2 separate regions of the Homo sapiens genome follow, and region 2 is linked to region 1. A link is a loop called in an ENCODE intact Hi-C map of the cell type or tissue named here. Cell type or tissue: ascending aorta. All regions are shown on one strand. Each heading gives the region's core, and the rest is flanking DNA. Links, peaks and the distances in the headings are about the cores only. Region 1 overlaps LOC105379013 (a long non-coding RNA gene). Region 2 has its middle 130 kb from the start of PIK3R1.

Region 1 (15,648 bases), core at 2,761-10,760:
TTTTCATCTTTGTGTCTCCACATCTTTGTGTTCTCCCACAGGGACTGGCAAATAGTAGGTGCTTAATAAGCATTTGTTTTACTGAAGGCTGGCCATTTCCATTTAACTAATCCAGCACATATTGCCCTTTTTTTTTTTTTTTTTTAGTTTGCAAGCTGAAATGTATGATTTGTTTTGCAAATACTTATTAAGAAATTCAGAGACACACAGTAGATGCTTTTTTTTTTTTGAGACAAAGTCTCACTGTGATGCCCAGGCTGGAGTACAATGGTGTGATCTCGGCTCACTTCTACCTCCACCTCCCAGGTTCAAGCGATTCTCCTGCCTCAGCCTCCCGAGCAGCTGGGATTACAAGCGCCTGCCACCACACCCAGTTGATTTTTGTATTTTTAGTAGAGACAAGGTTTTACCGTATTGGCCAGGCTGGTCTCAAACTCCTGACCTCAAGTGATCTGCCCGCCTCAGCCTCCCAAAGTGCTGGGATTACAGGCATGAGCCACCACACCTGGCCCAGTAGATGCTTTTTATAATATACAAATAAAAGTCAAATCATCACAGAAAATATCGGATAGAAAATGAGGCAGAAAAAAATACTGACCATTGCACTTATAAGTGCTGTATCCTTTTAGTTATAAATACAAATTAATTTTCTTCAAGTCTAAAAAATCGTGCATGGGCGTGTGGAAACAGAAGGGAAGGACTTGAGGCACAAGCCAGGATGGAGGGATTCTAAGTAATGCATTGTGATCCCCTACGCATGTGTTGGCCAGGATGCTCTCCAAACAGGCCTCAGTAGAAAAGAAGAAGGAGCCCAGCTTCCTTTCTAATCAGACCTGAAGCTCATGTGTGCAAGCCCCAAGGTCCAGGCTGCCTGCAGGCTCCTGATAGCTTAGGCAGAAGCAAGGGAGAAGCTGATAGTGGGGCAGAAGACCTGGGAACCGCTAGGCAGCCTAGGGCCTCCCTTCTGGGCAATTCTTGTGCCAGATGTAATGCACACCTCAGGGGCCTGAGCGAGGGCCAGGGAGGGCCTCTCCCTTTTTCCATCATGTCTAATTGAACCCAGTTTCTGCCTGGCACCTCTCAGCTTCAAACGGGGGACTGAACAGTTTGTCGACGTGACAGTCCTGTGGCACTTTCTCAGCAGTATTTTGAAAGAAGCACTGGAGGCAGCGCCTCATGCTGAGAAGCATGAAACAGGCGCAGGGGTGTGTGTGGGTGTGGGTTTGGAAGGGAACCTGGGCTCTGACTGGATGCCATTTGTTTCTTTTATTTCAGGCTGCTGTTCTTGTTGTTTTTACGAAGACATTTTTCTCTCGCAAATGCAAAAGCTCGAGCTGTGTGGGCCATCAATTTCTGCCCCTTCATACAGACAAATCAGGGCTGCATGGTGGCTCGGCCTTCCTCTGCTGGGAAGCAGCCCTGGCTCACCTCACAGGGTGCCCATGGGCCGGCCAGCAGGGAAGGGAGTCCTGTAGGTGGCAGCTTCTGGGGGTGCTGCCAGAAGGCACTGGGTGCTTACCCTTATTGATATTGCAGAGAAAAAAAATCAGAATATTGCTAAGTAGTTTCAAGCCTGTCTAGCAGTCACAGAAGAGAATTCCTGTTAGATTTTCTGAGCTGAAGTCTGTATTCCCTAAGCCAGGCCCTCTTTCCAAGCCTCAGCCCCTCCACTGCGAAATGAAAAGGCACATGCCCTGGTTGCTCCCACTTTCTATCATCCCATGACCTCCTCTGGACTGGGAATGGTGGAGGTCGTTAGAAGCCTGGAAAATCCAAAAGAATGGAAACCCCCAGTATATTCTTTTCGACTTAGAGGAGAATGTGTGCATCTACATACTGAAGCCACACCATCAAGAACTGACCCAGAAGCTTCCCCCATGTCTCCATCCTGCCCCCCTGAAATCCTGAAAATGTCTCTGCTCACCTGTCTAGAAGAATACACATGACTGTTTCTGCATTGGCTGTGCTCCCATCCCATCCCCGACTTCTCTTTCTCATTTGTCTATCTAGTTAGCCCTGTCTCTGATTGGGAGAGTGATGCTTGGTTTAAAAGACATCTCTGCAGGAAAACTCAAGAGGAAACAGAGAGGCTAATACATCAAGCATGTTTTAAAATAACCAAGGTGATACATATAATAACATCATGCCAGCTCACATTCTGTTGCTCTTACAGCTCCGTGTAGGTAAGACAGGTATTCATATCCCCACTGTACAGATGCAAATACTGACTCCATGAGATAATTGAGTTGCCCAAACTTTCAAGACCAGTTAAAGGCAGAATGCGAACTGAAAACCAGATCTTCTGAGTCTTAGTGCCCCATTCACAGAGCTGTTTAAAATATGGATCATCTTTCTGGAGGAAACAGCTTTACCTACTCTGCTCACTTGCTCTAGGATTGAGAGGGTAGAGTGAAAGAAGCGGGGAGAAGTCATCTCAGAGTTAAAACTTTTTTCAGAACCATTTGACTCTTGCTCTGCTATGCTTAAAAGCTGCTTCTGCATCTAGGGTTTACCCAGAAACCCATCATCACAAAACCAGTAGCTCCTTTTGTCATACGTAACTACTCGAAAGCATGCAAGCAGGGGTGATCATCCAATTACAAGATCAGCTTTCTGTTGTCCAAGATAATAAAGCCGCAGTATTCATGGGTTATGATTTGGATGGGCACCCGCTAGAGTGGCATCATCTTGTTGGCCATCTTCCCTGCTCTGATCACATCCTTTAGTACCTGTAGAAATGTTGCAGCTCTTGCTACTGACTAATGGGACTATTTCATGTTGAATGTGAACAGAGAGAAACTAAGAAACTTGAATATTATAACTGGAATATGAATTTGGAAAATATTTAGATGTTCTCATTTATTCTAATTCAATACTTTAAGAAAGGGCATGGCTTCAGTTCTGATTCTGCACAATTTACTGGTAGATTTATGGGGAGGAACCCGTTTGGATTTGTTTCAAAATTTAACTTAAAATATTGCTGACTGGGTTTTTTTGGGGTTCATGTCAAGGTTTTTCTTCATGGTTTTGTTTTGTTGAGGTCCTGGGAAGGTCCATGAATATTTGGAGCATGAAGTAGATCTGTTGAAAACAAAAACAAATCTTGAGAATGCTACTATTTTTTGAAAAATACTAAACAATAGGCTTCTGATGTTCATTATTTAAACAAGATGAACTGAAAGAATGTTTGTCAGTCCATTTTGGATTGAAAAATGTCAGGTTCTTCTTTTTTAAAGTTTGAAAAAGCATCTCCTTTACAATGGATTTTTAAACCCAAAGTGTACCATTTCATCCTCTAAAAATGTAACTGACACCTGAGGTTGGGAGTTCAAGACCAGCCTGACCAACATGGAGAAACCCCGTCTCTACCAAAAATACAAAATTAACCAGTTGTGGTGGTAGGCACCTGTAACCCTAGCTACTCAGGAGGCTGAGGCAGGAGAATTGCTTGAACCCAGGAGGTGGAGGTTGTAGTGAGCCAAGATCATGCCACCCAGCATGGGCACCAAGAGCAAAACCCCTTCTCAAAAAACAAAACAAAACAAAATGTAACTGATGTGAACTTGGAACTATTGTGGCAGAAACAGTTTCTGGTTGTGCATTTTTGATTGGTGGGGGAGGTTTTTAGAGAGGTCACATTGAAAAGTCTGAAATATCCAAGAGTGCTCAGCAGAGCTTTTCCTGTAACTTGAAGGTATATAAAGCTGAAAGGCAGAACATAAAGAAGAGGTGCCAATGGAAATTCTATTTTAGGGGCATCCCTACCCTTCACCAAATGGGTAATTTTTAGTACACTTACCAGGTTATATTACTGTGCCAAAAACAGTGTGGTGGTTTTGAGTGTCTTTTTTTTTTCCACTTGGTTAACTACTTCTAACCTAATGTTTCTAAACCACAAGAATTCAACTAAATGCTTTAGACTATGAATACCTCTTTACCTTTCTTCATCACACGCACATGCTCATTCCCTAATGGCAACCTGCTCATTCCTTTTAGCCTTCACCCCAGTAAAGCTGGTCATTTGGATATTATCTTTAACTGAATTGCTTCATTTTTGTTAAAAATTATTTAATGCAATCACAGAAGATGTCTATTTATTAGAGATCTATTAAAGTAGCAGCTTTTAAATCAGATGGATCTCAAAGGCTCTCTGTGCTTCAGTTTTCTCATCTAAAAGATGGGCATAGTAACAAGACCTTCCTTAAAGGAGGCTAAGAGAATTACAACCAGCAGATGCCAGTGAAATCCTTAGTAAGTGTCCAATAAGCAAACCATGGGATTGTCCTAAGTTCAAACAGGCATCTTTCATTGTTTGGACCAGGGCTTTGCTGGGGCGGTAGGGTTAGGCAGGGACACTGAGATGTGTGTCCTTGGAGAACTCTGAGAAGGAGGGGGGCAAGAGCTCAGTAGCTCACTCTCAGGGAAGCTTCCAGTCTCCTTTAGCTTGTCACAACTGCAGAACCGTGTTTTCCTTTTCAGATCAAGAAACAATGTCTGCAGTCTCCCTTTCTCCTGTGCCTATGCTCAAGCTCCACACTGGCCCAGAGCTTCCTCCTTCAAGTCAATTCAAATAGTTACACTCAAGTAGCAGACAGAAACAAGCTTTCTCTTCATTTGTTAAACTTTTAAAATTGCTTCATCGTGATAAAATACACACAACATAAACGTTACCATCTTAACTATGAAGTGTACCATTAACAATGTGTTAAGTATACTCACATTATTGTACAACCAATGTAATCTCCAAAACTCATCTTACAAAACTGAAACTCTGTACCCATTAAACGACTCCTCATTTCCCCCTCCCTTATAAAAGTCTGACTGTTCTTGATATCTTACGTAAGTGGAATCATACAGTGTTTGTCTTTTTGTGACTGGCCTATTTCACTTAGTATGATGTCCTCAAGGTTCATCTATGTCAAAGCATATGTCAGACTGTCCTTCGTTTTTAAGGCTGGATAATATTCCATTGCATGTGTATTTCACATTTTGTTTATTTACTCATCTATCAATGGACACTGGAGTTGCTTCCATTTTTTTGGCTACTGTGAATAATGCTCTATCAACATGGTGTACAAACATCAGTTGGAGTCCTGCTTTCTACTCTTTGGGGTATATATTATACCTATAAGTGAAAATGCTGGGTCATATGGTAATTCTCTTTTCAATTTTTTGAGAAATGCCATAAGTTTTTCCACAGTGGCTGCACCGTTTTACATTCCCACTGACAGTGTTCTCTTCACTTTTATGAGGTGGCCACTCTTTCAGAAGGAGAGGCACTCTGGGTAAGATATGTGTCTAGAAATAGAATAAGATCAATCAGCCTTGATTCACGGAAGTGTCCTGTTCCAGCACCACCTTGCCAGGTGAAGTGAGTCACAAGCTCCCTTTCCGTTTCATTGTCACTGGCGGAAGGAAGTGATAGAGGTGGCTTCCAGCCATGCTGGGATGCCACATGCGTTTGCTGCTTGAGGAGGGACTTCCCATCTTTCCCTTGCTCTCTTTTCGCACACCTACTGCTAGGGCGCCTCTGACATAAGCCCACCTGCAACTTCTTCCAGGATCTGCTTCCACTTTGCCCCAGGAGCTACTTTTCTCTTTATCATTTTCTTTCATAGGATCTGAAAATGGTCTAGCAAAAGGTTGTTTCTTTGTTAGTCTCATGTTCTCGTGTCCATGTCAAATAGGGAAAATGAGGAAATTAATTGCTGTCTCTCTCAGGAACTCAGACCAACATAAAAATAAGACTCCTGAACTTAGAGCCTGTTTTGTCCACAAGATTATCCAACCTGCAGCAAGCACCAGAACTTGCCTGAGATCCTGAGATCCTAGTCACCTGGACATACACCAAGATCTAGCATGGAAGAAGGGAAATCTGCATCAGGAGTTCAGAGAAGGAAGAAGGATCAGTGAACTAACCTTAGCTCCTCCCTTTCAAATATCCACCTGGAAAAACAAAAATCTGTTCTCACCCTGGGCCACAAAGCTTGATGCTTAGGAGGCAGGCAGCTTGGAGGTGTGTTTCACCACCTGCTGGTTGCATGACTGTGAGCTCAGGACTTCACCTTTTTGTGCCTCAGTTTCCTCATCTGTAAAAGGGAGACAAGAGTTGTATACCTTATAGCATTCAAAGCAGTTTTATCACCTCACAACAACAAATTCTCTCACACTAGAGGCTATTAATCATCCTAGCAAGAGAAAAAGAGAAGGATCTTCAAAATTCAAATTTGGTTCCGTGTTTAGGTTCCTGTAAACAAGTCCGACACATTCTCCCTCTGCATCTTTGTTCAAGTTGTTTGCCTCTGTTGGTTCTTTCTCATGGTCCTCCTCCCGATCTTCTGCCTCTTTCTTCCCTTTCTTTTTGTGGGTTTAACTCTCCAGGCCCATAAGGATCTGTCCTGCCACATCTCTTATTTGAGATGCTCATTTTTGCTCTTCTTTTTACTGTGTCCTTCTCAGAGCTCCAGAACGATTTATTTTGCATTACCCATTAAGGCAGGCACATTGCTAGGCGCTCGCTGGAGACATGTGGTTGACGCTTTTTGAAGAATGCAGAATGCCTGGCTTAAAGAAACCTACTTTCTTAGAAAAGTTCCAGCTTAGAGCAAACCACCTCGTGATCACCCGCGTGGAATCTCGGGCTGAGCAATGTGGTTTGCAGATCCCTGAGCAGGGGCCTGTGAAATCTGGGAAGCAGGCATGTGCTGTGCGCAGAGGCATTCCAATAATAGTTTCAGATGCAGAGGACGGGCGGGCTGCTGTGACTCATGTCCCCAGCGCACGCACGTCTCCAGGCAGAGGGGACGTGGGCGGGGACGCTCACCCTTGGCCGAGGGGAATTACCTGGGGAGGCCAGGAAACAGGCCCCGGAGCACAGACAGGAGCCTGGCGTGCACAAGGGCAGCCACGCTGACTCACACAGGAAGGCAAGAGGGCGATGACCAAATTTGAAAGAAGCAAGTCGTCTATGTCAGGGAAGCCCTTAGAGAAACAGGAAGCATGATCAGCTGGTTTCAAGCTCAGAAAAGGAAAATTCAGTGTGTCCCCATGCCTTTGTTCTCACAGAAGTTTATCAAGATGAGACTCTGCTGAGCCTAGCACTGTGGTTCTGAGAAGTGAGAGTCAGCTACCTCCTCCAAGGGGGCCTCCACAGTGAGAGCGCACACAGTTGTCCGTCTGCAAGAACTGTTGGTACTTACCATAGCAAACATGTACGGACAGGGCCTCCACCTTCAGTTTTGTGGGTTGTGACCAGCCAAAGGGTGGCCAGCCGAGGGAGGAACTCTGCTTCCCAAGTCAGGCACCAGCCTGAGCCAGCCCAGAGGAAGGGACATCTTTTTCTAATGTGTCTACCCAAATGAGCACACCCTTTTCCAATTACCACAAAGACACCCTGCATGCTAGCTGTGGCCCTGTCTACAGAACACTTATTATATTCCAGACTCTGTTAAGAATTTGGTACACATTGTCTCATTTAATTCTTACAACGAACCTAAGAGACGGATTCTTTTTTTTTTGAGACAGAGTCTCACTCTGTCACCAGGCTGGAGTGCAGTGGCACGATCTCGGCTCACTGCAACCTCCGCCTCCTGGGTTTGAGCGATTCTCCTACCTCAGCCTCCCGAGTAGCTGGGAACTTCAGGTGCGCACCAGCATGCCCAGCTAATTTTTGTATTTTCAGTAGAGATAGAGTTTCACCACGTTGGCCAGGATGGTCTCAATCTCTTGACCTCGTGATTTGCCCGCCTCAGCCTCCCAAAGTGCTGGGATTAGGGTTCTTTTATTAACTCTGTTTTATAGATGAGGAACCGTAAGTACAGAGAGGGAATCTGCCTAACGCCACACAGCTATTTGTATCAGATTTGAAATTTGTACAAGGGCATGCTGCCTCCTAGGATGATTTTGTTTAGAACTAGATGATGATGATGATCATGATTTCAGTCATAGGTAGTTGAAGCTTCCCTGTGTTCTCAAGGATGTCTCAGTCAGCCTAATATGCCTCTGGGGTAAACAGAGAATGGTGGAGTGTTGGAAAGTTCTTGGAGAGGTTGGCTCCACCTGTCCAGGGCCAGGCTGCCCCAGGGCCATGTGCCCTGGCTGAGTAGCTGGCCTCTCTCCTATGCTAGAGCTTGGTATATGCCCAGCTGGCTAGGCTCTCTGGATTTCAGGATCTCAGACAAGTTCTGGTGCTTGTTGCAGATTGGATAATCTTGTGGACAAAACATAGGCTCTAAGTTCAGGAGTCCTATTTTCATGTTGGTCTGAGTTCCTGAGAAAGACAGCAGTGAACTTCCTCATTGCAGCACAGGGCACTTCCTCCGGCAGCACAGGGCAGGGATCCCCCTAACTGAACATAGGCTTGCCACCACCCTATTTCCCCAATGCCCTGAGTGTGGTGGGACTTCTTGCTATGCAGAAGATTTCTGTATAATTCTCCAGGTAATGACAGACAGGATAACCTGCCACTCAAATGGAGTTGCCACTTCAAGAGAAACAGCAACCTTTAGTCCAGAAATTCTAAAGCATCAATCCCCTTAAAATCATATTCTCAGCCCAGGATTGGTATGCTAACAAGTTCCCAGGGAGTTTGATACCCGTAGTTCTTTGGATTATTCTTCCTGAAACATCGCTTTGGGCCTTTCATGCTGAGAGATGTAGGTCGCCATCCAAGCTAAATGAAATAAGCAGAGCTGACACTGAAAGTCCTTTTGTCCGATGAAAGCTAACAACTCTAGTATCTTGGCTGACCATCACATCCTTTAAGGATCATTTTATTTTTAACAAATAACTGGAAAGTTGGCTTGCAATACCTTCAGGTGAAGGCTTTGGGGGGTGGGGCCACCTGTGACGACATGAATTGCCCTGAGGAAAATCATAGGAAGAAAATATATAGGTTTGAGTGACCTGGGCCATATTTTTGGGGCCCAATGGTTCAGCAAATCTAAAGATTTTCATATAGAAACACAAAACATTTGGAAAATGAGAGTAGATAAGGATTTGTGTTTCAGAAGGGCAGCTTACACCTCTGAGTTCAGGGATGAAAGGTTCTTCAGGACAGAGGGTGCTGTACTTTCTCTAATTTCCCACCCAGACTCCCTCCTTCCTACAAACATAGCAGGCACGACCTGGGTTTTGATCTGAAAAGCATCACACAGGCTTGTGGCCCAGAAATGTCTGTCTAATCTTCCTGACATTTCATGCTTCTGTGGCTTTCCTTTGGCTCTGGAAGAATTGGGAACTGTGAGACAGCCCACCCGAAGGGCTAAGTCCCTGAGAGGGAACCCCTTAATCTGTTAGCCCTCTGCCATTTTGGGACAGATTTCTTATCAACCCTGGCAGCTAGCCGAGATAATCAAGGCAGGTAAGGAGGCAGTGCCTGGATAATGGAATGGGAGAGGGTTAATGAGATCTGATAGGACATCGGGAGGGGGGCATGTGGATGCTGTTTCACATGCCAGAGGCCAGGTCTGCTGGTCTGCTTACTTCCTTTATCCTTCTGATTAGAGCTGGAATGGTCCCTGCCCTCCCCACCAAAACCATAAGTGCCCTCCCCACAACTTGCCCCATTACTTAGACTCAACACTCTCTAAGAATCCAAACAGCTGACCACATCACATGTTCTGGCTTCTTTCTGTTTTAAAGGAATGAGGGCAAGTGTGTGTGTGTGTGTGTGTGTGTGTGTAGAAGGCATGTTGGGCTCTATAGCTGCAGATTCCCTTCCCTTGGGCTCTCTCAGCTTCTACCAGTTTGAACAATCCCAGGAACTGCACACAAAAGAGACAGCTGGCTATGAACATCTTCCCCATGGGGAGACAGCTCCCAGGTAGAGCTGAAGCTGCAGCTGTCATCCTCAGAAAGGAGCTGTCTCCCTGCCAGATGTAAAGCCCAGACCTTGACCATCTCACAGCAACCTGAATTTCATTTATTGGGTTAGCTGGGCCACAACAGGCAAAAAGTAAGGAGAACTGGCCTTCCTCTGCTTTCCTCCTAGCTGTGAGCAGACACACAGGCTCCCAAAGCTTGTTGGAAATGAAGGTAGACAGTGAAGTTGGGCAAGGGACAGCCTCTTTGTGCCTCAATTCTGTCAAATGTAACACAGACCACTTGACCATAGAAGTTCCCTCTGGTTTTAAAGCTGTAAAACTCTGTAAGATGTTACCACTGTTAGTCTGGCACACATTTAGAGGTATGCATGTGTAGAGAGACATTATACAGGTGTTTAACTTACATGAATTCAACTAAACAAGTTCTGTCTCTTTTGCATACTTAAAAATAAAAATGCTGTAAAATTATATTTTACGTACACATACACAACGTTATATACTTATACAAACATAATACGGGGCAGGGTTATATGCCCAAAACCTTGTATAACTAACTATACTTTATCAGTGACTTAGGTTTTTTCTAATTTACCTTTGATTGCACTTAACTTTATAACCTAACCCCACAGAAGGTGAGATTCCACTGTAATTATTACTGTGTTGCTAAGGAGGCAGTGGAGTATAAGGAGAAAGATGTGGGTTTAGGAGACAGATTGAGCTGGATTTGAGTCCTGGATTTGAATCTCGGCTTTGTTCTGTATTAATTGTGTGATCTTGGATAAGTTACTTAAGCTCTTCCAAGCCCAGTTTATCATCAAATAGGAAGAATAATGCCCATCTCGCAGGATTATTGTGAAGGTTAAATGAGATCATGTATGTGACACTTATTACATGCCTGGGACAGTGTATCACTCAGCATATGACATTTATTACACATGATTCAGCCCACATACATTTACATATCTAACACTATTTTATACAGCAAAATCAAACACTTCAGTAGTCATTTACGCACAGCAGAAAACTTCTCTGATGATCTGCAGATCACACTTTCCCAAGATGTGCTCCAGATTTCGCAGATGATTCTGTGGCCATATAAATTTGAAACATTTTACCTGTTATATACTTCTCCTCGAGACTCATGATATATTAACGTTAAAGGGTCTGAGAAGTCCCACAGCAAAAACACTTGATTAACTTGGTTTATCTCAGCCCTCTAACACTTATTAAGATCCCTAGGATCAGGTCCCTAGAGTCCAAAATACACTTTGGGAAGTGTTTTCAAGTGACCTAGGTCACTGTGGGCACAGGTTACTCTAGCTTCCAGAAACCCCTGGCTAGGCAGATGGGCTCAAGTGTGGCTGTCGGGTATCTGCATGAAGAAGGTCAGTATTTCTGGGTTTCACTGGTATCACAATCACCTGGGGAGCTTTACAAAAATGTAGATTTTTTGGCTCCACCTCAAAGTTGCTGAATTAGACCAGAAGGTCAGAAGTGTGCATTTTAAATAGGCATTACAAGCATCGAGCTAAATTTTAAGATGCACTGGGTAGGTGCTTGGAGTTAAGTTCAAGCAAGTGGTAGGAAGAAGACCTCACATACTTCTCCCTCTCATTCTCCAAGTTTCTAGAACTAATTTAACATGTGATTCAATGGACTAAAAGGATTTTTTCCCTGCTTCTTCACATGAACAGCACTAACGGGCAGGTTGGAGGGCTGCCATCAACAGAGTTTAATGTAGGTTCCTTTAATCAGATTGCTTTCCTCTTTCTAGCTTGCTGAGACCCTGGGCCTCAGGGAATGGCCATCTTGATCTCTAAAGGAGCTGTTTCTGCCAAAGGAGGGTGTCACTTGGGAAAACCACACTGTGTGACCTGACTCTCAACTACAGATGCTTCTACACAGAAGTATTCAGATAATGGGTGGCATTGAAGGAGAAAGCCACAGAAAGCCACAGAGAGCCTCCAGGCTGGAGGTATGAAAAGGGACAGTATGTTTTCTAACTATGGGAGAGGGGTATATTAGAAGTTGATTCTATGCTTACGAACCTTTCTGTTATTACTATTAGTAGTAGTAAGACTCTCCTTGAAAACCAGTAGGCTTAAGTCCTTGTTCTAGCCTTTCGGAATGTAAACGGGTCTTTCCAGAGGCGAGATAAGACCAGTCTCCAGTTTTACAGAGATGTCTTCAAGGTCATGGGTCCCATAACCCAAATGCAAACATGTGCCTCTGGAGCTAACCTGAGAGCCTGTCTCAAGATGTAATTGTTTGTTTCTTAAGGTTGTGGGAGATGTATTATTGTTATTTCTTCTGTTTTGCTGCATAAATTGTGTAAAATTTCATTCTGACCTTGTAGCCTTTTGCCAGCTACCATATGTGTGTGCTGTGTTGTGTGAATTCATAAATCAGTGTTGCTGTTGTTTTTTTTCCACAGTGATGTAGAGAGGTCTCTGTTTTTTGGCTAGACTTTGAATTCCCTAATAGTAGGAATGGTAGGTTGGACTTCAATTGTACTATTCTAAGCAGTAATGTGAGGTTCTTAAAATTATGAAGACAGCGTAAATTCTACCTTTGCTACAGCCAATGGGAGCTATCTTGGGGGAATTGAGGGGGAAGGAAGAAGGAGCTTGTGAGCCTGGAGCACATTGAGCAAGAGCATTAAGAGTCATGGTGGGGAGTGGGGATGTGAAGACCCTCCCAATGTAATTGCCCAGTGGTTTCTTCCTGCCCACTGCATGGGCAAAATCAATTCACTGAGACTGCAGTATTGCAGTAGAGAAAGTGTTTAATTGATGTGAGGCTGTCACATGGGAGACTGGAGTTACCACTCAAATCAGTCTCCCCAAAGGCTCAGAGGTTACGGATTTTCGAGGATAGTTTGGTGGTCAAGGGACTAGGGAGTGGGTATGCTGATTGGGTACACTCAGTGGGTATTGGGGATACAATGATAGGGGTGTGGAAAATGGTCCTTATGTGCTAAATCCATCTCTGGGTAGGGGGCCATTCGACTGGTTGAGTGATGCATTATGATTCTGGGTGAGGTCAGTCTGAAAAACATCTCAAAAGACCAATCTTAAGTTCTACAATAATGATGTTATCTACAAGGGCAATTGGGGAAGTCACAAATCTTGTGACCGCTAGTCACATGACTCCTAAGCAGTAAGAGATTATAGAAATTATACCTACATTTTAACAGAATTCAGCCCCTTACATAATTGTAATCTTGTGGCCTTTCATTAGTCTTACAAAGACAGTTTCAGCCCCTGAATATGGCACAGATCAGTTTCAGGGAGGGACTATTATTATCCTTGCTTCAAACCTAATTTATAAACTAAATTCCTCCCATGGTTAGCTTGGCCTATGCTCATTCCTGGTCTTTTTTATGTTTAACAAATTTGGAAAAGTTACTGGAGATTCACAGGAATTTGATTCCTCTCCAGGGATGATCTGCTTTGTAAAATGCAGAGGGAATGGGACAGTGGGAAAGGCTGGGGCCCTCAGACCACTCCCTTGCCATCCTCTTCTGGCCTCTTCAAATGCTTGTCAAGCAAAATTTCTGGTTGAATCATATGGCTTTGATTGAAAAAAAGGAGGTTGGTATGTGGGAAAAGAGCAAAATTTTTTTTACAATGGCATTGTTACAAGCTTGATCAAATATACCAAGTAACCTTCCCTTCCAAGAGTAATTAGTCAAACTCTTCTCTGTTTGACCTCCACTTCACTCCACCACCACACATGCTAGCTGTTGTGTTTCTCCATTTGGCATGACACAGGACAACTGGTCAGCTTTCCATATAAAGGAAAGATAATTTTTTGCTTTTAGCTAACATTTCCCTTTAAGGAACAGAAAGAAAAAAACAATTGGGGTCCCATGTTCCCATGGCTTCTATCCACTTTTCATTAGGCACCCCATGCACCTGCTAACCAGAACTCAAGCAACACTTTTGGACCGCCATCGTGTTGCAGCTGCCCCCCATCTGGGTAGCTCTGTCTTGAGTTTCTTCCTGTTCCTTGGCTATCTTTGACACAGTGACCCATTTTACCTCTTTCTGGCCAGAAGTGGCTGTTCCTCAGTGGGGATGAATCACTTTGTACCCATAACAATGCTGGCAATCCCCAAACAGCAGACACTTTCCACTTGTTCAAAGTCCCTGAACAGCCTTTGAAGGAAACTTAACAAACAGTTACCCCTTGGTTAACACCTGGTGTGAGGCTGCATAGCTTGAAATATAACTTTATAAACCACTTCAAAGTTGCTGGAGATACAGGTTTGGAACAGAAAGACCATTTCCCTCTAACCACTACAGCATATTTCCTTCCAGCCAAGCAGTAAGCCCCAGTGTAACAGCAGAATTGCAGAGTCTTCCTGATTTAGCACACTGCCATTTTGTCATGGCTCGTTTTGATCCCTCTCATTAGTCGGCCCAGTGTTACCATATCCAATAAATCAGGTATAGACTGGTTGCCTCCCAAAAGAAAGAATTTGCCTTTATTTTCTGCACCACACAGAAGCAAGCAGTAATTTATACACTGCCTGGAAACCAGTAGCACAAACACTGGTAAGTAAATGTTCAGCTGAAGCCAAGCTCCCCCTACTATTCGTGAAAGGAACTTGGATGCCCACTCTCAAGTGTCAATCATCTTGAATCACGCCGCTGTTGAATTTAGCTAATTTTTTTTTTTTCCAGAGTAGCATCTCTCATTAAGCCAAATGATGCCTTTGGGCACATTTTTCCTTTAAAATGTTTTACTGTATTTGAATAGAAAATAACTGAAATAGGAAAAAAATGTAAGTCTATTTGGGTGGTTGGTTATATAGCCAGGGTTAAGTGTTTATATTTTAAGTTACTATTTTTAATCAAAAGTTTCCCGATAATTACAGCCTAAAGGAAACCACAGTAAAAATATTAACCAGAAATTTACTCAATGTAATGGATAATTACCAAAGAATAAATAAATCATATTTAGGAATAGGAAAGAAAGAAAAGTGACCTTGTTAAAAGCTGTCAGCTTCACAGAGGTGAACGTCTTCTCCCCACTCTCCTCCTCCACCCTCCTTGTCTCTCCTTCCCACCTCAGCCAGGAGCTCAGTGACCTTCTGCACTTCCCCTCTGTTTCTATCGAAACTTGCCCATGGGAAAGATCCAAAACTCTTTCCATTATGACATAAATGATTGATAACTTACATGTTCCATGTTTTCAGATTATTCATTTATTTTAACAGACTGGAGAATACTTTTGACTAAAGAAAGAAGCTGTAACAGATGTCTTAGCAGCCAGACGATGGGTAAAGGATAGTTTTTGTCAGTAAGGATGGTGGTACTGGGGCATTGTCTTCCAAACCTAAGTGAGATTGTAATAGAAGTTTTGAAGCTATTAATGAAATATATCAATAAACATGAGATAAAACTACATGGTTTGACAGGTATATTGTTTTTTTAAAAATGTGTTCTAGGAATTTCAGTGGCTTCACCAAATGGAGTCAGTCCGACATGTAAGGTTTGGGCATTTGGGAAAATGAGCAAGAATGAACATTGAGGAGATACACACACACATGAACACTTTAAAAGAGTGTACTGTAGTCTTACAGTAAGTGGGTAGGAGAGGAATGGGGCAGAGAAAGCATCTGAGGTTCTTGGAGGACCTTGAAGGACCTGGGAACTATAGGACTATCAGACCCAAGGCCATTGCTCTGGGGTGCTCCAGACATCTGGGGAGGAAGAAACCTGGAGAAAGGCTGTAATATTAGGTAACTGGCAGGACATGGTGACCTTTTGTGAAGATAATTCCCAAAGCTATTGTTCTCATGTTAGAGACCAAATAT
Region 2 (15,648 bases), core at 4,445-12,444, 90 kb before region 1:
GGACCCGGAATGATGAACACTCCACCATTTATAGTTCCACCATCTGGAACTTAATATTTTCTTTATTGCTGTAGTAGAGGAAGAAAAAGACTGTAGAATTAGGCATGGATTTTCACTGCTTCAGTCCAGAAGTGATCCATAGCACTTCCTCTTACATTTTATTGGCCACATCTAGCGACACGGCAAGATGACTAGGAATGGGAGGGAGGATTTAGAATGTTAGACGAGGACTACTGTCTCTGCCACAGCTGACTTGGGTCATACGTTCATCTTTAGGTGAGGACTGTGGCCAGAGGATTGAATGCTTTGATTGTAAGTCCTAAGTCATTTGCTATCCCCAGGACTGGTGGGGGAAGCACAACTTAACCACTTTAGACTTACCAATAGCCCCAGGACTAGACCTGAGGCTGATAATATTTTTGGAGCAAACTAAGCAATCAGATGTTTAAAGCCTCAGAAAAAGTTGTTCAGCCATGTTTCCCCCAAATGAAATTTCCATCTAAGGTAGAGTTTGGTGAACTGGTCACAGAGTGATTACTGAGGACACAGAGCAAGTGTCAGCTGAAAAGGAAAGGACATTAGGATCCCTGGAAGCTGATTTAGACTACATCCCTGGGAAGGCTGCCAAGGGAGGCTGATCATCATCATTTATCAATGACCAGGAGGAGACAGTTCAAGGGTGGTGCTGCCCTAAGTCCAGCATGTGACCAGGACTACTTTCAGCAATGGTCCTATACAAACTCTGCCTCATGGAAGAAGGATGAATGTGTATGGTATACAAAATAATGGCCCCCAAATGTGTCTACCATCTAATCCCCAGGACCTATGAATATGTTAGGTTACATGGCAAGATGAATTAAGGTTGCAGATGGAATTAGGGATGCTAATCTGCTGATCTTGAGATGGAAGGAGTATCCTGGACTAGCCAGGTGAAATCAATGTAATCACAAGGTTCTTTATAAATGGAAGAGAGAGAATAAGAGAGATGGCAGCATAGGGCCTCAGCCTCACCTTGCTAGCTTTGAAATGGAGGAAGGGGCCATGAGCTATGGAATGTAGGTGGTCTCTAGAAGCTAGAAAAGACAAGAAACTAGATTCTTCCTTAGAGTCTCCAGAAGGAATGCAACTCTGCCGAAGCCTTGATTTTAGCTGAGTCTTTTGTGAGGCTTCTGATCTCCAGAAATATAAGATAATAAATCTATGTTTTATTAGCCACTAAAGCTAATAAAGCCACTAAAGTTATTTTAATTTTCACTACAGCAATAGGAAATTAACACACTGTGGCTCAGGCTTCTAGCACCCTTGCCCCAGGAAGCACAGGCACAGAGGTGTTTAGATATGACTGAGCCCTTCAGGATGAGGACTGGGCTGGAGAGACCTCCCAGAGATAAAAGGGGACACTGGCCAGACAAGGCAGGCAGATGCCATGGTTCCTGTGATGGGGGAGTAGACAAAACATGAAGAAGGTGCCAGAGAACAAGGCCTTCTTGATCCCTTGTGTCCTTCCTGGAGTCAAGGCAGCCCAGAGTTTGTGTATCATTTGATTGCCCTTCTCGCCTGAAACATAGATGTTGAATTAGAACATACTAAAACCAAAGCAAAACACAGACAAATAACTGGATATTTTTTCACCAGGCCAAGTTGGGTGGGGCACTGTAAGAACTCAAACTTTACAGGCCGAGAAGTCAGGGCCAAACCCACAGACCTAGTAAATTAGCCCAAGTTGAGAGGCATGCACACAGCCTGGACTTCAGAATGGAGATTTTTCTAACAATCTTCACAGGAGTTGACTCACGGTATGCTCCATATCATGGTCGTATAGAAGGAGACAGTTAGGAGAACAGTACTCCTTTAAGGATAATTTATGAGCTTGCATAAATACCCATATACACACGGACAGAGAAAGCCAAAACTTTCTAATGTCTTCAATTACCTTGTCTGCCAAGAAGAAGGGAACACTAGCAGGAAAGGCTTGCCTCCTTAGAATCAAATGGATTCCCCACTCCCATCTTTGGTGTAATGCTACACATGTGCAGGTAGCATACCAATAGGGTCAGAAGAATGAGGCTTCGATCATTGGTAATGGGACCCACAACTTGCCATTGCTCTCAGAAGCATAGCAAGTGAATGCTGTGATCCTTTCATAGAAACTTGTAGCCCTCATACTGTGAGCTAATGGTCCCAGTCTTGTTCTTAGGTGACCATATGTTCACATTAAGCTTGAACTTTAGTGCTCCCATATCTATTAGTTATCAGCATCCAAGTCACTCAGAGCAGACAAACCACTCCAACATTTGGATTGAATTAACACCCTTACTGGCAAACCACTTACAGAGGGAATCAATCTCCCTTCAGAGGCCAAAGTATTCTCAGTGCCCCTTCTAGGAACAGCTCTGCTTTCAGACAGCTGAGGCTGAGAACTGCTGAGATGCTTGGCCACCCTGTCAAGCATCCACTGTCGGTAGTTTGTGGGCATGAGAAGGCTTCATGACTCCAGGGCTTTGGTTACTAGACTTTGCCAAGTGCTCACTTGTCAAGCTAAGGCATGAGGTAAAGGAAACCCACATCTATTGAGCATCGATTTGCCAGGTGCACATCTATTATCGAATTCAATCACCACAGCAACACTATGAAGTTGACACTGTTATTCTTAATTCAGAACCTGGGAACTTGAAAAGCTCCAGCCTAATATGGTTAACTTGCCCAAGTTGCACAGCTAGCAAGCAGGAGAGCTCACGCCTTTTCAGGATCCCCTTGGGCGTCCTAATTGGTCACATACTAAAGTCTCATTTTATAAATTCCCATCCCTCTTGCTGATTTTTTGTATGATCTGAATAAACTTTCTTTCCATCTCTGGGATGCAATTTTTCTAAAAATTGATATGAGAGAAGGCAAGAGTATGAATTTTCATCGGGCACTTCAAAGAGAACTGATATATAGATTCTAGTGTGGTCAGGTAGAATGAGCTGTGAATATGGTTTCAGAACACTCGTATGTGTCTCAGCTCTTCTCCTTATAAATTTTAAGGGCAAACCATTTAACTTTGCTAATCCTTAACATGATAATTTTTTAAATGAGGAAAATAATACCCTATTATATACTATAGGACTATTATAAGGATCAAATGGAATGGCAGATACAGAATTGCTATTTACCTGTAGTATTTTTAGCTCACAGGAGCAGGAATATAGGCATCAAAATTCTGTATCATTATTTTTGAAATCATACAGACCAAAAGTCTATACTTTTCCTATGGTTCATCTTTAGACATTCTATTACCTTTGGAAATGAATTCTAGAGTGGTTATCATAATATTAGCTACCATTTATTGAGAGCCTCCCCTGCATGCATTATTTCTAATCTTCACATCTCACTCTTTCAAGCAGATATTACCCACAATTAAATCTTAAGAAACTGAGACCCAGAGGTTAAGTAACCTGCTCAGGGAATTGGCAGAAGCAGGATGGGTCACCAGGTATGGCTAATCCAAACTCTGTGTTCTCTATCTCACATTTTGTAGAAAAAAAATACTAAGAGGTTATTAATTTATAATATAATTTATTTATTGCTATTCATGTATACATTTACTAATTTATATAGAACAAATAGTTAGCCTGTGGGTCTGTCACAAAGAGTTTGCACCAATTCCTAGGAACTGTTGTATTTACTGCTGATTCTTCATTTCTGCTCTCTCCTTTCTTCTTTTTTCTTTTTTAACTTGGACACAGAGACAAACGTTACATACAGGATGACATGGATCAGTTCCTATCAAAACCAACACATCCATGAGGTGGTCTGTGCTTGTGTTCCCACTGAAACTTGCCCTGGTCAGCCCTGGTGAGGGGCTGCCTGTGCTCCACTGAGATCATGCTGGGGTACTGGGCAAAGGGCAAATTTCATGGCAGACAGGCAGCCTCATTCAATTTCATTAGTAAATTCTCCAGCTCCCAACCTCCCTACCAGGCTTCCTACTTAACCTTCATTTCAGTCTTTTGAACAAACAGCCAAGGAAGGAAAAAAATTCCAGCTAGATCACAGGCTGGAAATACAACATAGGTAGAGGACAGAATGTTTTCAGGTGGAGAGAAGCGTTGAGTCGCCTTACTCCCCAGTCCCAGACCTGTGTGATTTCAAAGGGAGAGAGCATAGCAGAGTGGTAAGAGGAGGGTGATCTGTGCTAATAGGCCTCTTGGATGCCTATCCCAACTCAGCCACTTTCACATTGTGTCTAGACAAATTCTTTAGCCTCTCTGGATGTTTATCATCTCTAATAAGGAAATAACCTCATCAAGTGATTGTGAGGATTAACTGACCCATGTGAAAGCCCCAACACAGAGGCTGACACATAGAAAGCATTTAATAAATGCTGCTATTAGTAGCTAGTAGATGGAGTGGTTGGTTGGAGGATGGACCAGAAGCATCATATTCCCATAGAATGGTCCTGGTATGACCCAGAAATGTCTTTCTTAATTGTCTGCTGAAGGGCAACCAGACTGGGTGTGACTCATATTCGAGGTTCCCCCCAGGAATGGTATCTACTGCCCTGCATGCAATTTCTGTTTAACACATTGTTTTCTCAAACTGTGGTGTAAGGGCCTTCTGAATAACAATCACCTTGGGTGCCTTTAAAAATACACGTAGCTATACTCCACCCAGATCTACAGACCCAGCATCTCTTGGGTAGGGGGTGGGTGGGAATTTACCTCCTACCTTTGTCCAGAGTCTAATGAGATTAACCAGGCTGAGGATGGGCAAGAAGAATGAGGGAATGAGACTCCAGAGCAGTGGTGTAGCTGAGCAGACCTCTGAATGCCTTCTCCACCTCCCAGGAGTGAACTCCTGCCACTGAATTCCCAAGGACAGAGTGAGTCCATGGTCTGCAAGTTTTTTCCCCCACAGAAGAGAATCCTGGAGGATAGCGTACTTTCTGACAAAAAGAGGAATTTTTCAGGCTTTTTCTTTTTTGCTTTTCTTTTTGAGACGGAGTCTCACTCTGTCGCCCAGGCTGGAGTGCAGTGGCATGATCTTGGCTCACTGCAATCTCCGCCTCCCGGGTTCAAGCGATTCTCCTGCCTTAGCCTCCTGAGTAGCTGGGATTATAGGTGCACACCACCAAACCCAGATAATTTTTGTATTTTTAGTAGAGACGGGCTTTCACCATGTTGGCCAGGATGGTCTCGATCTCCTGACCTTGTGATCCACCCGCCTCAGCCTCCCAAAGTGCTGGGTTTACAGGTATGAGCCACCGCGCCTAGCCCAGGCTTTTTCTTAATACCCCTGAGTTATTCTAATAATTTTGTTAAACAATATTTATAGGAGGCCATTGGTTTGGACTGAGCCCCTGCCCTAAACCCCACAGACCAAACTGAAATGGAGCTTCTCCTGCTGAAGTTTCGCACCACCAAGCCAAAACTAAGATCTTTATCTGACCTTCAAGAAATGAGAGAGATAATAGCCAAACCACCAAGCAGGGCAACTTTAATCTGCAAAAAGAAGTCCCCTCTGCTTTAACCTTTACAAGAAAAGTAATTTTGAAATAACGAATTTGTATTTTGTTTTGTTTCTGCTTTCCTCAGCCATTTCCTATCTACAAAACCAAACTCCTCTGCTCTGCTCATCAGAACATTCGTTCTATTTTATAGAGTGAGGTGTTGTCCAATTCTAGAATCACAAATAAAAGCCAATTTAAGATCTTTAACTTTGTTATCATTTTGTTTTTTGACAATTGTAATCAAACACTTACTATCTAAGGCTCTCCCTTAACATCGTGATGTCTTCTAGGAGCTGCAATTCCATGGACGAATAAAACACAATCCCATATCTGAAATGCTTATGGACAGGTGATCAGTTGGCAAGACAAGGTAGTCCCTATGAAAGCAATTTAGGAGAACACAGATTGCAACCAAGTTGTGATTGGCAAAAATGGCCCCAATGCAAGGTAGAATATGGTCTCTCTCCCGTGTGGTTCACCCCACGCACACTGACAACCCACTTCTTTAACATTTAAACAAGGGAAATGACGATGACCAGGCCAAGGTAAAGTCCTGGGAACCAGAGGTATGGATTTTTTTGGAAGCAGGGTGTTTTAAAGGTAATGGGCTTTGCACTAGAGAACTCTGTGTCCTTTGAAGGATGAGGGGCCATAGAAGGAAGAGGAAATGGATTGTGGACACCTCCCATAAGTCAGATACACAAACACACAGGACTCTTCCAGGAGAAGGGGTAAGGGCCAGGGAAGAGCCACTCTCCATTTTCTCCCCAGTGCCCTGGATACTGTGATGAAGAGAAAAAAAACAATGCCTCATCTTAATCCCAAATCCACTTCCAGATACTTATTTAACTTTGAAAAAAATATCCTTACCTCTTTGAGGTTCATTTTTCTCATCAACAAAATGCAGATTATATATATATTTTTTATCTTGCAGGTTAATTGTGAGTAACCAAATTGCATAATTTATATGAAAGTGCTCTGTAAACTCTAACATGCCATTCATGTTTGTTCTGAAGGAGTTTAGGAAATACCACCCCAAATATGCTGCTTTGGTGTGCTGATGACTTCAAATTGAGGGCATTTGGGGAACAGCTAGTGCAAGAAGGGGCTTTCTCTAAACTTCCCTTATCTGCTTAAAGACAGATCCTTTGGAAGAACTCAGTCGTCATGAATCCCCAACAAACCCCACTCAGCCTGCCCACTACTGCCCTTGAATCTCATCTACCACCCATTCCTCTTTCCCTCAAATCATTTACTCTTCCCTAAGTTACCTACATTCTGTCTCCCCTACAACGAGCCCATGTAGATTTCTAGATCTCATTGGGTTTTGCAAATATCCCCTTTTCTTTTCTGGGATGCCGCCATGTACATAATAAATTTGTCTGCCTGTTCTCCTGTTAATGTGATTGCTGTCAACGTATTTTATAGACGCAGTTATCAAATTCTCAGAGGGTAAAGGGAAAGTCTTTTCTCCTCTGCAGTTCTTATTATGAAAAAAATCTATTATTTAATAAACCAGAATGTATAACTCCTATTCCACATCTGATAATAAAGGTTTGAGGTGTCATTTTCATTATTGCTCACAGCTTCTAACACAATGTCATAACCCTAGTTGGATCCTCAGAATATGTTACCAGCCAATACTGATAATCCTCTCATATGCTATTCTTTTCAACACTCCAAAGAAACATTCTGCTCTGTTAATAGTTCTAGGCCAGGAGCTTGGTGTTTGAGAATACTTTCCAGAGAAGAAAATATTTCAGAAGACCTGACATCATTAAAAACCTTCTCCAATCGCCTACTCTTAGTCTCTTCAGTCAGAAGGAGCCCTACCTTGGAAGAGGTAGCTCTGAATTGGAATGGTCAGAGGAGAACAAAAATGTGTGGTCTGGGGGATGCACTGTCAGCCAAGAAACCTTTTAAGGCATCTGCTTCCAATGGAGAACCCAATCTGGGATTCTGATGCCAATCTGGGACCAGCCCTGTGATGCCTAGAGTGTGCAAATCTTGGCACTGTAGGCCCTCATCCACTTAGCTAAACAATGAAGTATCCCAGAGAAATGGGTTTTTACCTGGTTTCAGAGACTCATCGCCCCCGCCCCCCAACTCCCACCCACTGCCCACCACTTCTCCATTCATGGGGCTTGGGCCAGAAGGGGTAGGGATCTATGACAATCTGATCTGGTTCTCAACCCCCGCAGAAAAGTCCATCCGAGGTGGTGCAGCATAGTTCATTGTGCCACCTGACCCTGAATAATGAGCTCAAGCCAGCTCCTTTTCAGATCAGAATGTTCTCGAGAAAAGGCTTTCCCTTTGCCAGGGAGTGACTGGCTGCCTGACTAGAGCTAGAGATAACTCCTGGCAACTGTGAAGGCTGATGAGTCACCAGAGAGGTTTCCAACCTATTCTTATACCCTGAGAACAGCAGTGATCACTGATTTGCATCAGCACACCTCTATTTTGGGTAGGTCTTTCTTGGAGTCGGGGTTTCCTGTAGTGTGCCATGAGTTCTCGGTCTCTCTTGACATCCCCTCCTCTCAGATTTGGCAACCTGGGCCTGTTGAGTTGCCTTAGCAACACTAGTTACTGATGTCAGAAAGGGCAGGGACTCACAAACCAAGTTTTAAGTAATCACTTTCTTATTCAAGTTGCTCAGATTCTCATCAATGGGATAATAGAATTAAATGATGTTGACAACTAGGCATTATGCCTGGGGTGTAGTAAAGGCTCTATCAATGGTAGTTCCTTTTCCCTTCCCTATTATGGAGGTCAAACGTTTGAAAAAAATCCAGTGGCACTTGCACTTCTGTTCTTCTATCTGCTAATGGTGGCAGGTTGTCATAAAACGATGTGCTCAGCTGGGATTAGGCTCTTGCTATTCAAAGTATAGTCCATGGAACAGCAGCGTCTGTTGGAAATGCAGAATAGGCAGCCCTATCCCAGACCCACTGAATCCAAATCTGCATTTTAATAAGATCTTGGGTGATGTATATGAATGTTAATGTTTAGGAAGCACCAAGCTAAGCCACTTGGGTGAGTCTAACCAGAGCTCCAAAAGGAGCAACCCATGGTTACAGGAGTTGGCGCGAAACTAAGTAAAGTACCAAACACTGTGCTACTAGTGTTCCACAGGGCAAAGAAAGAAGGGCCTCTTAAGGTAACCTTCCCTCATTCATTAGGAGCCTCAGACAAGTAATATGATGCCATGCCACTTGACTGACCATCGTTGGCATAACTGATTGAATAGAACAATGAATGCCCAACCAGAGCCCTGACAGGCACCATGGATATCTGGCAGGCTCTGTGCAGCAAGAGGAGGTTGATCCATTGCACTAACGCAGCAGATAGAGTTTGAACTCGCTGAGTCATCACAGATGCCTAGAAGCCATGTCCTTGTTTTAATGACACACCTACAGAAACCACAAAACTGTTTGAAGCAGTATCAACTCAGTGAGAAAATGAACACGGGCCCAAGAAAAGATAAAGGAGAAGCATGGACTGGGAAGAAATAAAGGAAAAGGGTCAAAATGTTGTGGGCAAGATTGCCTATCTTTCTTAAAAACTGAAGATTTAATTTCCTTTTACATTACAACTGCTTTTAATTTGCAGGATGTCACTCCCATTTTCTCAATGGTTTTCCTAATTATCATTCAGCTCATAAGATGCTTTCTCACCCATGCACAGAAACTCAGCCTCATTGTGTGGGGGAAGGCACAGATCTGGCTGCTGATGTCATCAAGCAACACTCTTCAGACAACACTGTGAAGAAAGACTTACTATTGTTCAGATGTGCTAAGATTTCCCATTTTCTTCTGACTGCCTATCTCACAGGAAGACCAAGAATAGAGATTGTATATTGTGAAGTACTCTCAGCCCAGAAAAGAGAAAGCAAAATAATAAGTGTGATAATGACATTGTCATAAGAGCTGGTTTGTGTATTATTCTTCCTGGTAACCTACCTATTGCCACCAGCGGCTATCTGAGATTGGGTAGACTGTGGCTCAACAGTAAGTGAGCCTCAAGCTTCTGGTGCAAATTGTTCGCTACAGCTCACACTAGCAGAGTAACAGCTCTGAGGGGAATACACAGACATCCCTGATTCATCCTTTTGACATCTATGGAAAGATAAAAGGGGATCATGTTATTTTATGGGTGACTGGACTGGTATCAAACTTGCTGAATAACGTCTTCCTCCATCATCATTACCATGACCATCATTGCTATCATGGACAACACATGTTTTTTGAGGGTTGACTGTGCAGATAGAATTCTCATCCTCAAGGAGTTTATATTCTGGAGATCTGAATTATTTCCTAAAATATTTCCTTTATTTATAGACTAGATTGGGCAAAATTCCAGAAGGAAACAAATTATGGTCTTTAAAGTGTAGTAAAATCTATTTTCTGATAACACAGTATTTGGCTAGGCCATTTTTTGTTCATATAATTACAAGTCCACAGATAACCAAAGAAACCAAATCTCCCCTTTGAGTCTTATCAGCCTGACTTGAGGCATATGTCCTTTCCTGGGACTATCTAACTGCAGCCACATAAGCAATGTGCCTGGTAGAAGCCTACTTTCAGGAAACGGCCTCATGGTAGGGGAAGAATGAAGTTCCCAAGATGATGGAACTAGAAACACAACCTAACTACTATATCCAGACATCCACAGGAAAGGCTGTCAAGGGCTAGTTGAGATTGGTCTTTTCCTTTTCCTTTTTATCCAGTGAAATTTCATTCTTCCCTACCCTGCACGGCACCCCCTACCACAATTTCTTTTCTTTTCCTTTTTTTTTTTTTTTTTTTAAATAATAGGCTTAATTTTTAGGAAAGTTTTAAGCTTACAGAAAAACTGAAAGGAGAAAGTAGATCATTACCATTACCCCTTCTTCCCACTACACATAGTTTGTCCTCTTATTAATATCTTGCATTTGTGTGGTACACTTGTTATAGCTGATGAACCAATATCAATACGCTATTATTAACTAAAGTTCATAGTTTATATTAGGGTTTACTCTTTGTGTCGTACAGTTCTATAGGTTTGGACAAATGTCTAATGTCAGTCTTCTGCCATGACAGTATCATACTGAATAGTTTTACTGCCCTAAAAATCCCCTGGACTCTACCTGTTCATCCCACACAACCCTGGCAACCACTGATCTTTTTACTGTCTCCGTAAGTTTTACCTTTCTTAGAATATCATAGTTGGAAGCAGATAGTATGTAGTATTTTCAGACTGGCTTCTTTCACTTAGCCATATGCATTTCAGTTGCCTCCATATCCTTTTGTGGCTTGATAGCTCATTTCTTTTTATCATCGAATAACATTCCATTCATTGTGTGGATATACCAAAGATTGTTTATCCACTGACATATTAAAGGACATCCTCATTTCTTTTTTACTTCTCTGTTCTTGGATTAATCCTCAAGACTATCTTTTACTCCCACTTGGTACCTTTAATAGGCAACCATAAATTTCTTGCTTCTTTGTATTAGCATATTCAACTACTATTTCAACGTAAAAATGGCAGGGCTTACAGAGTGTTTGGTTGGCAGCTTCAGTATTCAGGTGGTAAAACTGTATTAATTGGCTCACCTGTTTACCTGGCAAGTGATACTTGAGTATGTACCTGAAGTCAGTGGAATATATTTTTAAGATGTCATGCCTGCATTTACACAATAAATTGGCTGCTGAGGCTGAGAATGATTTTGTGGCTATTCCAAGAAGTAGTAAAACTTTAACAACCTGAATTTAAAATATCTTCAGGAATGGGGTGGAAGTTTTGTCACTATCCATGAGATAAAAACAGGATATGTAACAGCAACTTAAGAGGATATTGCCCAGCAACAGGCCAATAGTGTTGGCCACATTTAGTTAGCACCAGGAAAGGTTAAATGGGGTCAGAGATGTCATATGTAGGCAATGTTGGAGATAAATTTTCAATTTAACTTATTTATCATTAAAATTTATAAAAATGGTTTTCTTGGGGGCATGTTGTGAATATTATTTTCTTCCGTAAACACCCTTCTCTCATCCACATGGCTCTTTTGTGGAGTGAGCTTCTTCAGGCATTTTTATGTGATCCTATTGCCTTGGCTGCCATTGGATTGGTCTAGAAGAGGACTCAACTCAAAATGGGTCAATTAAATACAGAGGGGAAGATTCGGTCTTTTGAGTGTGACTAGATTTGGAACAATTAAGCTTTCATACTTTTGCAGGCCATATTTTATGCCCTGGGAATGAAACAAAGCCTGTCTTTAGGATGAAAAACATAAATGTATATGGAAAATAATACGGTTTGGATATTTGTCCCCTCCAAATCTTATGTTGACATGTGACCCCCATTGTTGGAGGTAGAGCTTGATGGGAGGTATTGGGCCATGAGGGCAGATCCCTCATGAATGGCTTGGTGTCCTCCCAGTGATAATGAGTAGTTATGAGTTCACACAAGAGCTGGTTGTTTAAAAGAAACTGGCACTTCCTCCTCTCTCTCTTGCTCCCTCTCACCATGTGACACACCTACTTCCCCTATACCTTCTGCCATGAGTGGGAGCTTTCTAAGGTCCTTGCCTAAAGCAGATACTGGCAGCATGTTTCTTGTACGATCTGCAGGACCATGAGCCAAATAAACCTCTTTTCAATTACTCAGTCTCAGATATTCCTTTATAGCAACACAAAATGGACTAATACAGAAAATTGGTACTGAGGAGTGAGGAGTTGCTATAAAGATACATGAAAATGTGGAAGTGGCTTTGGAACTGGGTAATGGGCAGAGGTTGGAGGAGTTTGGTGGGCTCAGAAGACAGAAAAACAAGGGAGAGATTGGAACGTCTTAGAAAGTTTTTAAGTGGTTTTGACCAAAATGCTAATAGAAACATGGATGGTGAAGACCAAGTGGAGGAGGTATCAGATGAAAATGAGGAACTTACTGGGAACTAAAACAAAGGTCACCCTTGTTATGCCCTAGCAAAGAACTTGGCTGTATTTTATCCATGTCCTAGGGCTCTGTGGAGGGCTAGTGATGATGTGGAGGGCTAGATATGAGTGATGATTTAGGGTATCTGGTGGAAGAAATCGCTAGGCAGCAAAATATTCAAGAGGTGGCCTGGCTGCTTTTAACAACCTATGATCAGATGTGGGCAAAGGAATGACTTGAAGTTAGAACTTATAATTAAAAGAGAAGCAGAGGGTAAAAATCGGCAGCTCTCCCTGTGGTAGAGAAATAAAAACTTTGGATTATTTTCAAGAGAATAATCCAAATGGGTTGTGGGGAAAGCACAAAAGCAAGCCAAGTGCTAATATCCAAGACAATGTTTGGAAAAGGGCCTTGAAGTCATTTCAGAAATCTTTGAGGTAGCCCATCTGATCACAGGCCCAGAGGCATAGGTGGAAAGAACGGTTTCTGGGGCCAGACCTGAGGTCCTGCTGCCCTGCCCAGCCTCTGGACACTGCTCTCCATTTCCAGGCTGCTCCAGCTCCAACAGCAGCTCAAAGGGCTCCAGGTATAGCTCAGGCTGCTGCTCCAGAGGGCACAAGCCGTAAGCTTTGGCAACTTCCACATGGTGTTAAGCCTACAGGTATGCAGAATTCAAGAGTGAAGGAGGCTTGGCAGCTTCCACCCAGATTTCAGAGCATGTATGGGAAAGCCTGGGTGCCTAGGTAGAAGCCTGCTTCAGGGAAGAAGCCCTCACAGAGAGCCTCTACTAGGGCAGTGCTGAGGGGGAAATGTGAGGTTGGAGCCTCCACACAGAGTTCCCACTGGCACACTGCCTAGTGGAGCTATGGGAACAGGGCCACCACTCTCCAGTCCCCAGAATAGTAGAGCCACCTGCAGCTTGCAGCCTGAGACTGAAAAAGCTGCAGACACTCAACTCTAACCTGTGAGAGCAACCAAGGGTGCTGCACCTTGCAAAGCCACAGGGGCAGGGCTGTGCAAGGCTTTGGGGTCCCACTCCTTCCACCAGTGTGCCCACAATGTAGGACAGGGGGTCAAGTATTATATTGGAGCTTTAAGTTTTAGTGTCTGCCCTGCTGGGTTTCAGACTTGCATGAGGCCTGTTGCTCCTTTCTTTTGGCTGATTTCTCTGTTTTGGACTAAGAATGTTTACCTAATGCATATACCACCATTATATTTGGAAGTAAATAGCTTGTTTTGGATTTTTACAGGGAAAGAAATTACCTTGAGTCTTAAATGAAAAATTGGACTTTTGAGTTAATGCTGGAATGAGTTAAAATTTTGGAGGACTCTTGGGAAGGGATGGCTGTAGTTTGCAATGTGAGAAGGACATGAGATTTGGGAGGCCAGGGGCAGAATGATATGGTTTGGATATTTGTCACCTCTAAATCTCAGGTTGAAATGTGACCCCCAATGTTGGAGGTGGGGCCTAGTGGGAGGTGTTGGGTCATGGGGGCAGATCTCTCATGAATTGCTTGGTGCCGTCCCCAGAGTAATGAGTGGTAATGAGTTTACACGAGAGCTGGTTGTTTAAAGAAGCCTGGCATCTTCTCCACTCTCTCCCACTCCCTCTTGCTGTGTGACCCACCTGCTCCCTCTTTGCTTTCTGTCATGAATGGAAGCTTCATGAGGTCCTCACCTAAAGCAGATGCTAGCACCATGCTTCTTGTGTAGTCTGCAGAATCATGAGCCATGTAAATCTTTTTTCTTTAAAAGTTACCCAGTCTCTGATATTCTTTTATAGCAATGCAAAATGAATGAATACAGGGGAGGAACAGAGAGTCTTCTTCTTTTTTCTGGGTTCTGTTTCTAAACATTTTTAAAAGTGTACATTATGGTTGTCTCCTCAACATTTATTCTTCCTTTTTTTTGGGGAACTGCCTTAGTTTTCACTCTGATATCTACAGCTAGCCAAGCAGCCCTTGGAAATGAACAAATGACTACAGCTTAAATTTTTCATAATCCTATTCCCCAGGTGCAGGTGTTGGTTCAGAGACAAATGGGGCTACTAGGTAGAACCAATGAAACAGGGTGTATTACTCTATTCTCACATTGCTATAAAGAAATATCTGGGACTGGGTAGTTTATTTTTAAAAAGTTTAATTGTCTCATTGTTCTGCAAGCTGTGCAAGCATGATGCCAACATTGCTCGGTTTCTGGGAAGGCCTTAGGGAGGTTTTACTCATGGCGGAGGGTGAATCAGGAGTAGGCATGTCACACAGCAAAAGCAGGAGCAAGAGAGAGCAAGGGAGGAGGTGCCACACACTTTTAAACGACGAGATCTCATGAGAACTCACTACAGTGAAGACAGTACCAAGAGGCATGGTGCTATACCATTCATGAGGGACCACCCCCATGATCCAGTCACCTCCCACCAGGCCCCATCTCTGACAGTGGGGATTATATTTCAATATGAGATATGGGTGGGGACATACACCCAAACTATATTACAGGGTAAGATTATTGTTGGGGGATTCAAAGGAAGAGAATTCCTTTGTCTTCTAGGGCAGCCTCTGGAAAGGATCCCCCACTCCAGATGGGGATGATGTATTGGGCTCAGTTTTGTTTTTTGTTTTTTTGTTTGTTTGTTTGTTTTTGAGACGGAGTCTCACTCTGTTGCCCAGGCTGGAGTGAAGTGGCGTGATCTCGGCTCACTGCAACCTCCACCTCCCGGGTTGAAGTGATTCTCCTGCCTCAGCCTTCTGAGTAGCTGGGATTACAGGCGCCTGCCTCCATGCCCAGCTAATTTTTGTGTTTTCTGTAGAGATGGGGTTTCACCATGTTGGCCAGGATGGTCTCGAACTCCTGACCTCAGGTGATCTACTCGCCTTGGCTTCAGAAAGTGCTGGGATTACAGGCGTGAGCCACCACGCCCGGCCTGGGCTCAGTTTATATGCCATCCCAGATCTATGCACTTGCCTTGCTCATAGCCTAATAAGGCCCCAACAACAGTCTTGCTATACCCAAGATTATAGGATCCCAGTCACTGTTGCTGCCGCTGCAATTGGCAGAGATGGAGAAGTTGGCAGAGAGATTGCTGCACTTCTGTGCTGGCCTCTCTGCTCCTGTAGGGGGGCTCTGGCTTTCCCAAAAGCTGCCTGGAGAAACCTGGGGATATAACCAGGAAGTCGGTAGGAATTAGGTTCCATGGGGATGACTGTAATTAGTGGAAAACCAGGGCCAGGAAGTTTCTGGTGGATAAA

Evidence for each region. Peaks named below come from ENCODE experiments on the same cell type or tissue, not always from the same donor. Only the 100,000 strongest peaks of a DNase experiment are listed, where the experiment ranks them.
Region 2: it touches region 1 in a loop (2.9-fold over the local background); 15 of 110 quality-filtered maps call a loop at or near these places.

The regions. Positions count from the first base shown.
Region 1 is chr5:68,427,497-68,443,144 of GRCh38, forward strand. LOC105379013 (a long non-coding RNA gene) reads right to left here. Exons shown (of 5, transcript XR_007058804.1): 4 at 5,973-6,089; 5 at 1-3,081. Among named protein-coding and RNA genes, the nearest start is that of PIK3R1, 220 kb to the left of the region's middle. RefSeq lists enhancers at 6,218-7,417, 6,696-7,035, 6,726-7,020, 7,406-7,465, 13,755-13,834. In ascending aorta, for the core only: no CTCF peak of the experiment used is centred there; a DNase peak (open chromatin) is centred at 6,805; H3K27ac peaks cover 2,323 bases.
Region 2 is chr5:68,335,756-68,351,403 of GRCh38, forward strand. No RefSeq gene overlaps it. Among named protein-coding and RNA genes, the nearest start is that of PIK3R1, 130 kb to the left of the region's middle. In ascending aorta, for the core only: no CTCF peak of the experiment used is centred there; a DNase peak (open chromatin) is centred at 7,836; H3K27ac peaks cover 2,022 bases.